Linked DNA regions of Mus musculus: region 1 is linked to region 2. A link is a contact called in ENCODE POLR2A ChIA-PET data. All regions are on one chromosome and are shown on one strand. Each heading gives the region's core, a stretch centred on a gene start or an enhancer-like site at or near the end of the contact. The rest is flanking DNA. Distances are from core to core; before and after follow the strand shown. Region 1 holds the start of Rfc4 (replication factor C (activator 1) 4). Region 2 holds the start of BC106179 (cDNA sequence BC106179).

Evidence for each region. ChIA-PET counts read pairs that join two places held with the same protein, here RNA polymerase II (POLR2A).
Region 1: POLR2A ChIA-PET joins it to region 2 with 32 read pairs in Patski. The contact joins the promoter of Rfc4 here to the promoter of BC106179 in region 2. POLR2A ChIA-PET finds 5 or more read pairs at or near these places in 3 of 5 experiments (Patski and embryonic stem cell).

What each region holds. Positions count from the first base shown.
Region 1 is chr16:23,126,175-23,129,656 of GRCm38, reverse strand. Rfc4 (replication factor C (activator 1) 4) reads left to right here and starts at 1,927. Exons shown (of 11, transcript NM_145480.1): 1 at 1,927-1,972; 2 at 2,116-2,257. The coding sequence starts at 2,127.
Region 2 is chr16:23,223,580-23,227,020 of GRCm38, reverse strand. It overlaps BC106179 (cDNA sequence BC106179), which reads left to right and starts at 1,537. Exons shown (of 3, transcript NR_152126.1): 1 at 1,537-1,553; 2 at 2,577-3,236. St6gal1 (beta galactoside alpha 2,6 sialyltransferase 1) reads right to left here and starts at 2,281. Exons shown (of 8, transcript NM_145933.4): 1 at 1,792-2,281.

The DNA of each region.
Region 1 (3,482 bases), core at 678-3,177, 98 kb after region 2:
AATGAATGTATACTTACTTAAGGCTTGTTTTCTGGTTCTGGAACTCGCTCTGTAGACCAGGCTGTCCTCAGATCAACTGCCTCTACCTCAGCCTCCCAAATGCTGGATTTAAGGCACATGCCACCCCCACGCCCAGCTATGCTTAGTTTTGTTTTGTTCTGAAGACTTTTTTTTATGTATACGGGTACACCGTAGCTCATCTTCAAACTGCAGCTGTCTTTAGACACACCAGAAGAGGGCTTCAGATTCCATGACAGATGGTTGTGAGCCACCATGTGGTTTCTGGGAATTGAACTCAAGACCTCTGGAAAGAGGTCAGTGCTCTTAACCGCTGAGCCATCTCTTCAGCCCCTCTACTGGAATCCCAGTTCTTAAATCTGGCAAGTTTAAGCTTAAGCACCATCTGGTAGGATCTCTTGCAGAACCATCTCAAGGGGGAACGAAAACCGAAAAGAACAAAGTCTCTTGTTATAGCATTAACCCTGGAATTACTGAGGACAACACCGGGGATTGATTACATTGAGGTTTTCCATCTGAGGTTTGGAGGAAGCAGAAACATTATGTCCACTAACCACAGACCTTATAAATACATAGTCCCAGACACCAGAGATTCTGACCTTGTAGGTCTGTTTTGGGACTGAAAGTGTACTTCTGCCAAACCCTGCACAGGCTTCTGATGAAATGCAGCCTTTTAGAATTTTGGTTCTAGAAAATGAGCACAATTAGACAAATTCTACTTCTGGTGGAAACAATGACATTTCATCCACTGTAGGGCAAAGGTTAGTTGAACCCCCTGAGGGCTCAGGGGTTCTATCCAGGAAGGGTGACTATCTTTCACTCCTGTGGCTGGCAAGTTCAGCTCCCAGCAATGCAGTTACTGGAGCAGTCGTCGCTGTTGGACTCGTGTGACAACCACCTCTGCTACCAAAGCTACACTAGGAACTTATTATGCTAACATGAGGACATCTAAGGGCAGAGGCTGGCTAAGAACTGAAAGATTCATTTGGACTAGTAAATCCTTCACAGGACAAGCTGTCTGCTGACAGTTGGTATATACTACAAAGCTTTCAAATTCTTTCTTTTTCGCTTGGTCCACCCCCCCCCCCCCCCAAGATGCTGGAACGCAAACTCCAGTCCTCTGGGAAAGCAGCAAGTCCTTTTAACTGATGAGTTTATCTCCTGCCCGATCACGAGGTTTTTGAGTGGGTCTCGGGAATTACAAAATGCCCATAGAAGATGGTCCTCCCTCCCTACAATAAGCTGATTTTACTGACTGTAAGACATCTGTCCCGGGCTGTGTGTGTTTAAGTATTCCGCTTGCGTGCAAGTACGTGCAGCACACGTATTCAGGGTCTGCAGCCCTGAAGGGAACGTTGGACCCCTGAACTGGAGTTCCAGTTGTGAGCCACCAGATGGCTATCAAAACCCCAAGTATCAAACCGAAGTCCTCCACAAAAGCAGTGAATGCTCTTAAACCGCTGAGCCTTCTCTCTAGCTTCACTTCTAAAAAGCAGTTTGCTCTGTGTCCTTGAATATCGGGGGCAGGGCAGTAGTTCGCACAGTGTCCCCTTCCGGCGAAGGGTCAAGTGAGCACGTCTTGGCCCTGACCTCCGGGCTGACGGACGATGGCAGCAAACCCAAGAAGCCACTGGCTTAATGAAAGCCTCTCCCAGCGTGGGCCCGCCCTAGGCCCGGTCCTTCGAGCAAAGCTTTCTCCTTAGGTCGGCTCCTCCCCGACCGCGCTCTGCAGTGTCTGCTGGGCCGAGGTCTGGCCGCGGAGTCTACACAGGATCACCTCCGCGGAACGCCCCAGATGCACCCAGAAGCCGAGCTTAGCCACCGCTAGCCAAAAAGGGAGCGCGTCACTGGCACCCGCGCGCCGGAAGTGACGTTATTGCGTGGCGCGCTCCCGCCATGCCTTTCGCCGCCGTTCTGTGGCGGGAACCGCGGTGCCAGGGGGACGGTGACGACTGTAAGTGATGGGTCTGAGTGTTCTCAGCCTTTTACAGGCTGGCGGGGACCGGGATGTGACCTCCGCCTTCCCTCTAGGCACAAAGTTAGGGGTCCTTTCAAGGGGAGCTGCCCCATAATGGTTTCTTTTTGTCTTATACCCAGGAGAAGAAGCCATGCAGGCATTTCTGAAAGGCACATCTGTCAGTGCCAAAGCACAACTGACCAAGGACCGGGGGACACCTGCCACTGCAGGAAGCAGTGGAGAAACCAAGAAAGTCAAACCAGTTCCTTGGGTGGAAAAATAGTAAGAACTGCTTGTACTTTTGTTGAAATAACTAATAAGTGCTAGTGGGGTTTTTTTTTTAATGTAAGGGGGACTTTGCTATATTTAGATCACACCTTTGAGGGGTAGGGGGACGCGGTATCACCCAATAATAAGTCTTAGTCCTTGGAGTGATACAGTAGTTGAATTTAATTCTTTAGTTATATAGATGACCTAAGATGTTTATAAAGTGTACAGTTTTAGAGCCCTACAGAAACGAAGAAAGCAATGTTTCTGTGAGCTGGCTATAAACACTTCCACTGAAATCTGACTTTTATCCTTGTATGTATATGGTGAAATTTGTTGGGATCTTGTTGTTGATGTTAAGTACCACTACATTGTCATTTGCTAGATGATACTAGAACCGTCAGCTACGTGGAACCTCTTTGATCACTAAGGATCTTCAGGTTATTTACAAGTCAAACAAGGTCCTCGTGTGTGTTATTTTGCTGTTTCAATATTATTGAGAAGTTCAAATATGAGTACTTCATCTATATCACCCCTCTTCCTGCCCCCAACTCATCCCATAGCCGTCCCCGCAGCAAAGCAAGTGGTGGTCCCATTCAGATCATCGGGCTTTGAAAGCTCGCACTTACCTGTTGGGAATCTCGCTAACCTTAATCTAGGCAAGCACTCTACCACTGTTCTATACTCCGGCCCATAGATCTATAGTTTTCACATGTTTAAAATTTATCGTTGAGGAAGGAGGATGCATGCCATCACAAGCATGCTTCGACTCCCAGGTGGAGTAAGTTCTTAGCTGCCCTGTGTATTCCGTGTGTCAAACTTGGATCATCAGACTTGGCAGTAAGTGCCTTTGCCTGCTGAGCCATCTTACCACTCCAAAACTACCTACCTACCTACCTATCTATCTATCTATGTGTGTATATGTATGCATGTGTGTGTATGTATGTGTGTGTATATATATATATGTATATGTATATATATATATATATATATATATATATATATAATTTTTTTTTTAACAAGGAGGTGGGGAAGGGAGGACCTAGGGTTCAGCTTCTCCAGTCAGACGGCTCTGGCTCCAAGCTCTCACATTTGCTCACTTTTATGCTGCCTCTCCTTTGGAGAAGCCTTCATCACCACGTGCCTGTCATACATCCTTGGACGGTTTCACTGTTACCTGCCTCATCCTGGCAGACCTTTATAGCACACGCAATGATTCTTGCCCAGTACCAACCTGATT
Region 2 (3,441 bases), core at 288-2,787:
CTAATCTCACTGTCCTCTGCCTGCTTCTCTGCTAAACACAAAAGGCACAGTCACTTCCACGGGAATCATACATAATAGATAAATTAATTAAATAAAATCAATGAAAAGAATGCTTCGTTCTGTACTGAGGGGCTCAGAAGCAGCTGACTACAAGAGACACTCTCCTCCCAGCGGGGCTGATGTCAACAGCCCCAGCTTCTGCCCGAACAAAGGCTTCTTAGCGCCCGCAAAACATCTAAGCCTCTCCAGTTGGCCCTAGTTCAATTTGAGAACAAGAGGGCAGCCAGGAGAGCAGAGCAAAGTTATGAAGCGGGACAGGCTGAGAAGTGGGGGAAATGCTAAGTCCCTCTTCTCCACTAAAACAGAGAACTCTAGAAAGGTATAATGGAAGGGCGCAGTTTCCAATTTGAATTATTTTCTTTGTTTCACTCCGCCCTGCCTGAGGCTACTGCCTTTTAAGCCGACCGCAGAATCCTCTGGATGAAGGCCGAGCAGTTGGAAGACCCAAGGGGCTGAACTCTCAGACCTCAGCTTCCTGCCTGTAAAATTAAAAAGGTTCCCTAGCTGTCGCCTGGATTTTTTCAATAACAAAGGTACACGGTTGAAGGCTGTCCAGTTGTCTTCAGAGACAGGTTAGTCTCCACAGGGACTACTCGAGGTGCAGCATCAGATTGGTAAAATGCTGTCACTCCTGCACAGGTCGCCTAGGATCCGTTCACCGCCCCCTTCCTGTCCTCAACTTTTCCTCAGAGCTGACAAGCCCAGACCTCAATACGCTAAAAATCCGGCTGCGTGAGCAGAGTGAAAGTTAAGGGGAAAGCACAGCAAACAGTGGACCTACCTCTGCGAGCCTCCGATACGTCCCCGTCTAGACGAGGGGCCCCCGTTGGCCTTGTGTGGCCAGGGCCAGTGACACCTGAAATGTCTAGCCACAGGGAGCTCCCAGGCGAAGAGCAAGCAAAACCCAAGACCTCACTGGTGGATTTTGTTAAAATGAACTATTCTTTCAGCAAGCTAGGGAGGCGCTCGAGATTCCCCAACAGGGGCAGTCGCCAGTGCACGGGGACAATGGTGTGTCGGGCAGGGTCTATTTTAGAAGGGTACCCTACAGATCCTTAGTTCAGCCCACGACTCTTAAGAAAATCTCGAAGAAGAGATGAGGGCTTGTAGGTTTCACCTCCAAACCCGTGCCAATGGGTGAAGCATACGTGTGGGTGGGGTGGGGGCTTTTTGTCGGCTCTTTCTTGTTTGTATTTTCTTTTTCCTTTAAAAATCAACAGGTTTAGTCCGTCCCTTCACAGAGCACCGCTGCGAAAGGTCCCCACCTCTCCAGCAGTAGTAGGTGGCCTCCAAGCGCCGCACCCGTTGGTTTGGCTGGAACAATAACCTGACCAAAAGAGGTTCAGCCGGGGCACACGTGCGTTTGTTGTGGTGCCTGCGCTCCCCCTCTCCTTCCACCGGGCTTGTTTTCCTGCTCTGTTACCAAAGTGGGCAAGATCTAAAGAGACCCTCACTCCGCGAGTCAACGCCTTACACAATACAGACGCTGCAGTGTAGGTTCCTGCGTCCCCGCACACGTGGGTTTGTTATGGGTGCGCAGGCTGGCGTGCCGGGGGGTGGGGGTGGGGGTGGGGGATTAGGGAGGGGAGGCCAAGGCGGTCCCTCCCCTGGACCCGCGACAGACATCCCCAGCCCGGGGCGGCGGCTCCTACTCCCGCAGCTAGGGCTGCCTCTCAGCGCACCCCTGCACTCCTTCTTCAGACCCGTGCCGCCCGCCTCGCCCCTACTCACTTGCAGCTCTCTCAATCGGGAAGGCGGCTGCGGTCGCTGAGCCCACCGAGCGCTCGCACGGCGCGCAGTCCGATTCCCTTTGTTAGGGTCGGGCAGTGCCAGGGCGGCTCCCCAACCCAGGCTGGCGCTCAACTCCACTCCCCCAGGTGCCTCTGGATCTTGCCGGGCCGAGGGAGAAGAGCCCGGGACTCAAGCTCCGAGTGAGTCCCCTTGAGAACGGATCTTCTGGGAAGCAGAGAGGGAGCACAGATGAGGGTACAGAGGACCGGGAAGGAGGGAAGAAAAGCACGGCAGACCGGCGGGAGGACGCTTGGTCTCCGTTATGCAAATAGAGTCGTTAAAACTAGAAAAGTGCTCTATCACACCGGTCCCAAACCATCCTGGCCCTCTGGAGGTCGCTAGCGAGCAGGCTCAAGGTTAAAGGTGCCTGCTTAGGGCTCCCCGTAATGCAGGGAATCTTGCAGTCTGTCCACAAAGAGCAAGCCTTTGGGGCGGAGCAATGCGGCAGGCAAGGAAGCCCAAATGCTGCCTCCACCCCCACCCCCTGCGTGTCCCGATGGATTGGATTCAGTGTTATCTGGCGAAAACGTTCTTACCAGAGTGCTTGTCCTGGCTCTGCACAGGGTGATCCTGATCAAACAAGTCATTTAACCCCTGTGAAAACTCAAATTTTTATGTAGGACACATACATCTTAGACTGTAGTATTTAGAGTTTAACAAAAATCCCCCAACATTAAGTGTATCCTGTACACAGCCTTGTCAAACTTTTTTTTTTTTTTTTTTAGATGTTCTGGAGTCCTGCGACCTGGAACTCTCACAGTAGGTACGCAGGCAGGCAGGACCCGGTTACAAAGGTAAAGACAGCCGGGCACCTTCCTTCCACTGGGCTTAGGATACGGCTGCTGGAGAAGTCAGGAGGAAACATCTTGTTGAAGAAGCAGTCTGGCAGTCTGACCATCTCTGATTACCCACAGACCACTTCCGAAAGACTGAAAACTTTCCTCTGTAAGAGAACTGGAAGCCACCATCTGGCCGCTCCTTCGGTCCTTTCTATCCTAGAGAAGAGATTTGACTACTCTGAGGCAGTAATCACATCCCAAATATCCACCTCTGAGCTGGGAGAGGAATCAAATAGAGCTCCAAGAACGCAGAAAATTGCTGGTCTGGGTTTTCTGTGTAGCAAAATAGCCTCTACAGTAAGATTGCTGGAGCCAGGACCAGAGCGTTCTCTTCAAGTCCAGATAGCCGCTTCCCACCACCAACCTGGGAAAGAAAAGATTGCCGCCTCCTCCCCAGCACCTGTCTTTCAGATTGTCTTCCTCCATCCTTTGATTCTGAGCCCCTAGCTGCTCACCCTCCCCCAGCTGCTCTGGAGCCAGAGACCCAAATCAGAAAGTGCCAGACAGTGAATTCAGTTCTGTGGCCAAGAAGCTATTTGTTCTTGGGTGAGTTCCACAGTCTTTCTGGGCCATTCTTTCCTCTTCTGCAACATGGAGAGCTAGAAGACAGCACTAAGGATCATGTTTACACGAAATGATTTATGTGGAGCAAGTAACGTAGAGTCTAGCCTACTGAGCATGCTCATAATAGTGCACTCTGCTGTGAGCCAATGAAAGCAGACCCCGGGTGACTGTTTCTGAAAGGGTGCTA